Regions from separate parts of the Homo sapiens genome. Here region 2 is linked to region 1. The links are chromatin loops, found by intact Hi-C in ENCODE. Cell type or tissue: heart right ventricle. All regions are shown on one strand. Links, peaks and the distances in the headings refer to the core of each region. The heading gives the core; the rest is flanking DNA.

Region 1 (2,911 bases), core at 302-2,801:
CTTCCTATCTCATCCTGTGACTAAGAATGCCTTAACCTCCTGGGAATGCAGCCCAGCAGGTCTCAGCCTTATTTTACCTAGCCCCCATTCAAGATGGAGTCACTCTAGTTCAAATGCCCCTGACATGAGGACTTGACATCTCCCTGCTTGGTCTTCTCCCCACCTGGTGCTTAAGAGAAGAGATGGTAGGCATATTAACCCATCCATCACTCACACTATTCTGTACCTGCTCAAGTGACCTAAACCCAGAGCTCTGACTCTGCCTCCAGCTAAGAGGATCAGGCAAGACAGAGACCCAGGAGCTCAGTTCCAGAGCCTCAAATTCATCCTTATGTCTTTGTGATTATAACCCATGAATTGGGGATTTAAAATACGTTGGACCAGAATTTTAAAAAGTCAAATACATTGACTGCAAAAACAAACCAGCAACACCGAGAGGAACTACAGATCCTCTGAAGGAAGCAGACTGCTCCTGCAGGACCTGGGAGACACCCCAAATACTGTGAGTGTCCCAACCATAGAAGTGGGAAAGGAAGATCCACCTCTCCTGGACACACACACCCACTGGAGAAACCGAAGTTCTGTTTGAGGGAGAAGTTTTCGACTTTACCTGGTGCCGAGTCCAGTTAGAGAGCCGAGTGAAATATGGGGTAGAGGAAGCAGCAGAAAGGCCCTGGGAGCTCGCTGGGTCCCTAAGCAGCCAGTTCCTGCCTGGGACCACACATCAGGAGGGTGGCCAGAGGAGCAGGGGGTGAAACTACAGGGAGAAGGAATTCTCTAGCTGAACTTTGTAACAATTTGAACAGGGCAAGAAGCCTCTGGGCAAGAACTCGGGAGGGCACGAATCAGGCATGCAGACTTCACAGGCAGGAGAAGAACTAAAGCGTTATTCTCTCCCAGCTGGGAGGTGGATAGCCTCAGGCAAATTTTCAAGCCCATCTCACCCTCCTCCTGGAAACAGATTCTGGGCTGTTGGCCAGGGCATGGTGGGAGTGAGACCAGCCCTTCAGTTTGCATGGGAGCTGGGTGAGGTCTGTGACTGCCGGCTTTCCCCCACTTCCCTGACAACCTGCATGACTCAGCAGAGGCAGCCATAATCCTGCTAGGTACACAAGTCCAGTGACCTGGGAACCTCAACCCTATCCCCCACAGCAGCAGCAGCAAGACCCGCCCATGGAGAGTCTGAGCTCAGACACACCCAGCCCTGCCCCCACCTGGTGGTCCTAGCCTATCCACCCCGGTAGTGCAAGACAAAGGGCATATAATCTTGGGAGTTCTAGGGCCACACCCACTGCCAGTCCCTCTCCACACTACTGCAGCTGATGCTTTCTGGAAAGCGCCACCTCCTGGCAGGAGGCCAAACAGCACAAAAATAGAGCATTAAACCACCAAAGCTAAGGAACCTCACAGAGCCCATTGCACCTTCTGCCAGTTCCACCCGAAAAGGTGCTGGTAACCACAGCTGAGAGACCCATAGATGGTTCACATCACAGGACTCTGTGCAGACAAACCCCAGTACCAGCCCAGAGCTGGGAAACTCGCTGGGTGGCTAGACCCAGAAGAGAGACAACAATCACTGCAGTTCAGCTCACAGGAAGCCACATCTATAGGAAAAGGGAGACAGTACTACATCAAGAGAACACCCCATGGGACAAAAGAACCTGAACAACAGCCTTCAGCCCTAGACCTTCCCTCTGACAGAGCCTACCCAAATGAGAAAGAACCAGAAAACCAATCCTGGTAATATGACAAAACCAGGCTCTTCAATACCCCCAAAAAATCACACTTGTTCACCAGCAATGGATCCAAACCAAGAAGAAATCCCTGATTTACCTGAAAAAAGAATTCAGGAGGTTAGTTAATAAGCTAATCAGGGAGGGACCAGAGAAAGGTGAAGCCCAATGCAAAGAAATCCAAAAAACTGATACAAGAAGTGAAGGGAGAAATATTCATGGATATAGATCACTTAAAGAAAAAACAATAAAAATTCAGGAAACTTTGGACACACTTTTAGAAATCTGAAATGCTCTGGAAAGTCACAGCAATAGAATTGAACAAGTAGAAGGAAGAAATTCAGAGCTCAAAGACAAGGTCTTTGAATTAACCCAATCTGACAAAGAGAAAAGAATAAGAAAATATAAACAAAGCCTCCAAGAAGTCTGGGATTATGTTAAACAACCAAACCTAAGAAAAATTGGTGTACCTGAGGAAGAAGAGAATTCTAAAAGCCTGGAAAACATGTTTGAGGGAATAATTAAGGAAAAATTCCCTGGCCTTGTGAGAGATCTAGAGAGCCAAGTACAAGAAGCACAAAGGACACCTGGGAAATTCATTGCAAAAAGATCTTTGCCTAGCCACATTGTCATCAGGTTATCCAAAGTTAAGACAAAGGAAAGAATCTTAAAAGCCACAAGACAGAAGCACCAAGTAACCTACAAAGGAACACCTATCAGATTAACAGCAGATTTCTCAGCAGAAACCCTACAAGCTAGAAGGGATTGGGGACGTACCTTCAGCCTCCTCAAACAAAACAATTATGAGCCAAGAATTTTGTATGCAGTGAAACTAAGCATCATACATGAAGAAAAAATAGTCTTTTTCAGACAAACAAATGTTGAGAGAATTTGCCACTTCCAAGCCACCACTACAAGAACTGCTTAAAGGAGCTCTAAATCTTGAAACAAATCAAAATAGAACCTCTTTAAAACATAAATCACATAGAACCTATAAAACAAAAATACAAGTTAAAAAGCAAAAACAAAAAAGAAACCACCAAAGTACACAGGCAACAAGGAACATGATGAAAGCAATGGTACCTCACGTTTCAATACTAACGTTGAATGTAAATGGCCTAAGTGCTCCACTTAAAAGATAGAGAACCACAGAATGGATAAGAACTCACCAACCAACT
Region 2 (2,911 bases), core at 317-2,816, 200 kb before region 1:
AAAGTGACACATGAAACTAACCATCGTACCCATATATACACATTAAAAAAATTATTTAGGGAAGAAATAAGATAAACAACAAATAATAGTAAAAAATGACAAAATCCTATAATTTAGTGCTAAATTAAATGATAATGCCTATAATTCCTATTAACCTCAGATTGGGAGTATTCAGAGAACTACTGACTAAAAATTGTATAATGAATATGTTTAATTTGTCTACAAGTGATTAAGTCCAAAGAATTACAGAAAAAATAATAAATAAATAATATTTTGTTTACTACCAAAAGATACAAAAGATAAAATGCCTAAAATAACCTAAAAATGAAAAAAAAACTCAAATACAGAGATGGGAGAGAAAAAATAACAGATGCCTCAGCATTTTTAAATCTGAATCTTGATAGCATTTTATGCCTCCATGTGAAAAGAATGCTTTGGCTGAGAGAAAATGGCTTTTGATGCCACATATTCTCTAAACACCTGCTGTTCGTAAGTGTTTCAGCAAATAATTCAACCTGCTGGGAATCCTTAGGTTATAATTTTTATATTCATAGCTTCTGAAAAATTTTTAGAGATTTTCATCAGAAGAGGAAAAGCAAATAATGCCAAGCTGAATAGTCTCTGAGAGTAATGAGTATTATTCACTGCTTTAGTTTCTGCGCATTACCCATCAGATTCTATTCTTTCACAGATAGCGTTTTAATGGAAGAGGTACAAAGAAGAATGTCACGTTCATTTACTTCCCCCAAGGATTAGGCAATGGTGTGTAAGCAATCCCATTGGCCAACCTTGATAGCAGTTTTTACTGTGAACTAATAATAGAAATTATTATGCAAAAGTCTGACAATATCTCCCTAATATTTCTTGAAGGCATCAATCCCAAACAGTCTCAAGGTTATCAAAGTGCCTACAGCTGAAAGCACATTATCTTTCTTTAATTTTTGCTTTTACAGTAATTCTAGATCAACACTCTGAGCTGATCAGACCACCGTTTTCTAGAGGCTTCATAGCCCAACAGAGGCTAACTGAATGCCCTCTTTCCACAAATAAGAATGGCAAAATCTACTCCATTTTTGCTGATTCCCCTAAACTGTCTTAGGACCATAATTTTCTTGCTGGTCACTCCTTTGCAGGGATCAGATGAATTGAAGCTGCCCTGTCTCTTAAAATTTTCCTGTCATCCAGAGCAGCCTTTCTCAACCAGGGTTCTGAGAGAGAATCAAACTCAATGCCATGAGGCAACTACTATAGGTATAATGAATTGACTGTGTCCCTGTGCATCTAAAATGATACCAGCTAAAGACCACCTATGGAAAATGGTCACACAATGATTTCATCTTCTCTAGGGTTTAATCCTTTTAATAAAGCCAAATTGAGAAACATTGATAAGAGTAAGGGGGTAAAACAGTATAATATATTTAAGATACACATCCTGGCCCAGTGACTTTCTTAAATGGCTTTCCTTCTGCATTTAACCAAAAATACCATGGTAATATCCATCACTTAATCAAAAATTACCAGATATGGTGAGAGACACCACAGAGGGCCAAAAATCAAGCGAAAAAAAACACAGATAAAATACATAAGATGAAAATGAAAGCAAGTATATTTAAATACAGTTTTATATATACTTTTTTTAAGAGACAAGGTCTTGTTCTGTGGCACAGTAGCATAATCATTGCTCTCCACAGCCTCTAACTCTTGGGTTCAAGTGATCCTCCTGCCTCAGCCTCCCGAGTAGCTAAGACTACAGGCACATGCCACCACGCCCAGCTAGGTTTTAAATTTTTTGTAAAGACTGTGTCTCACTATGTTACCCAGGCTAGTCTCAAACTCCTGGTCTCAAGCAATCCTCCTCCCTCAGCCTCCCAAAATGCTGGGATTACAGGTGTAAGCCATTGTGGCCAGCCCTAAATATATCTTTTAAACTTCAAATAAGCTAATTATGTACTTGTTTTTAGTATATTAAATAACAAGATTCAGTGGCAAGTCTAATAATAACTAGTTCAATGTCAAACTAGAAATGAGTGTAATTAATATTTTGAGATATCTGTAAAGCAATATAAAAATATCTATAATTCTATAAGTGACAAAGTAAGAGATACTGGAAATACTCTTCAAATTAAGACTATATTCACAATTAAAAGAGATCTTAAATTTTAATTAGAGGTCAGTGAATAATAGACCCGGAAAGTTGATTGGGTAGACCTGTCATCCCCTAGGACCTCAGGGCCCTTCCTTCAGTGAATCCTCTCCCTCTGGCCAACTGACAAACTATAAAAAAGTTTATGGAGGACTGCAAAAGAAGTGTTAGAAGGCAGCCTTGGAAGTAGGGTGTGTCATTTCCACACATATTCCCTGGCCAGAACTTAGACATAGAGTCCCACCTATCTGCAAGGAAGCTCTAAACTGTTGTTTAGCTCTGAAGAAAAGAGGAAAAAGAAATATCTTATCTTTTCTGCAGGTACTGAGCACAGACAGCATGATTAGGGGCAACTGGGTCAATACAGCATAATCACATAGGGCCAAATATAGCAGAACCACAAAGTCTGTGGAGAGGCAGAAAAGGAGTAGGTTTGACAAATGAGAAAAACCCAAGTCAACATTAAGGTGCTGGTGATAAAAAATATCAACCTTCCTCTTGCCAGCTGTGTGAATTTACACATGAAAGTAGGAATGCAAAAAAAGAAGGATATATCTAATATTCAGCTTTTGACTACCAAAAAAACCCAAAGAAACTCTTGAGTCCACAGTGAAGCATTAGTCTTGCAAGCCAGCCTATTGTGATAAAGAAAGGTGGTCTCTAAACTATAAAAGCTTCATTCTCATGTCAGGAGCCAAACCTAGATGACTTGACTTGAATCATAGAGTTTTACTAAAAGCTCTAGGATAGAGTAAGGATTCAATGTAA

The links. A loop is a pair of places that touch in the nucleus more often than their neighbours do. Peaks named below come from ENCODE experiments on the same cell type or tissue, not always from the same donor. Only the 100,000 strongest peaks of a DNase experiment are listed, where the experiment ranks them.
Region 2: it touches region 1 in a loop (5-fold over the local background); 2 of 110 quality-filtered maps call a loop at or near these places.

The regions. Positions count from the first base shown.
Region 1 is chr21:17,687,454-17,690,364 of GRCh38, reverse strand. No RefSeq gene overlaps it. Among named protein-coding and RNA genes, the nearest start is that of BTG3, 76 kb to the right of the region's middle. RefSeq lists an enhancer at 1,081-1,983. In heart right ventricle, for the core only: a CTCF peak has its summit at 1,331 (motif pointing left); DNase peaks (open chromatin) are centred at 1,064 and 1,334; H3K27ac peaks cover 441 bases.
Region 2 is chr21:17,886,282-17,889,192 of GRCh38, reverse strand. All of the region lies in intron 2 of LOC124900465 (a long non-coding RNA gene), which reads right to left. Among named protein-coding and RNA genes, the nearest start is that of LINC03147, 2.1 kb to the right of the region's middle. In heart right ventricle, for the core only: no CTCF peak of the experiment used is centred there; no DNase peak of the experiment used is centred there.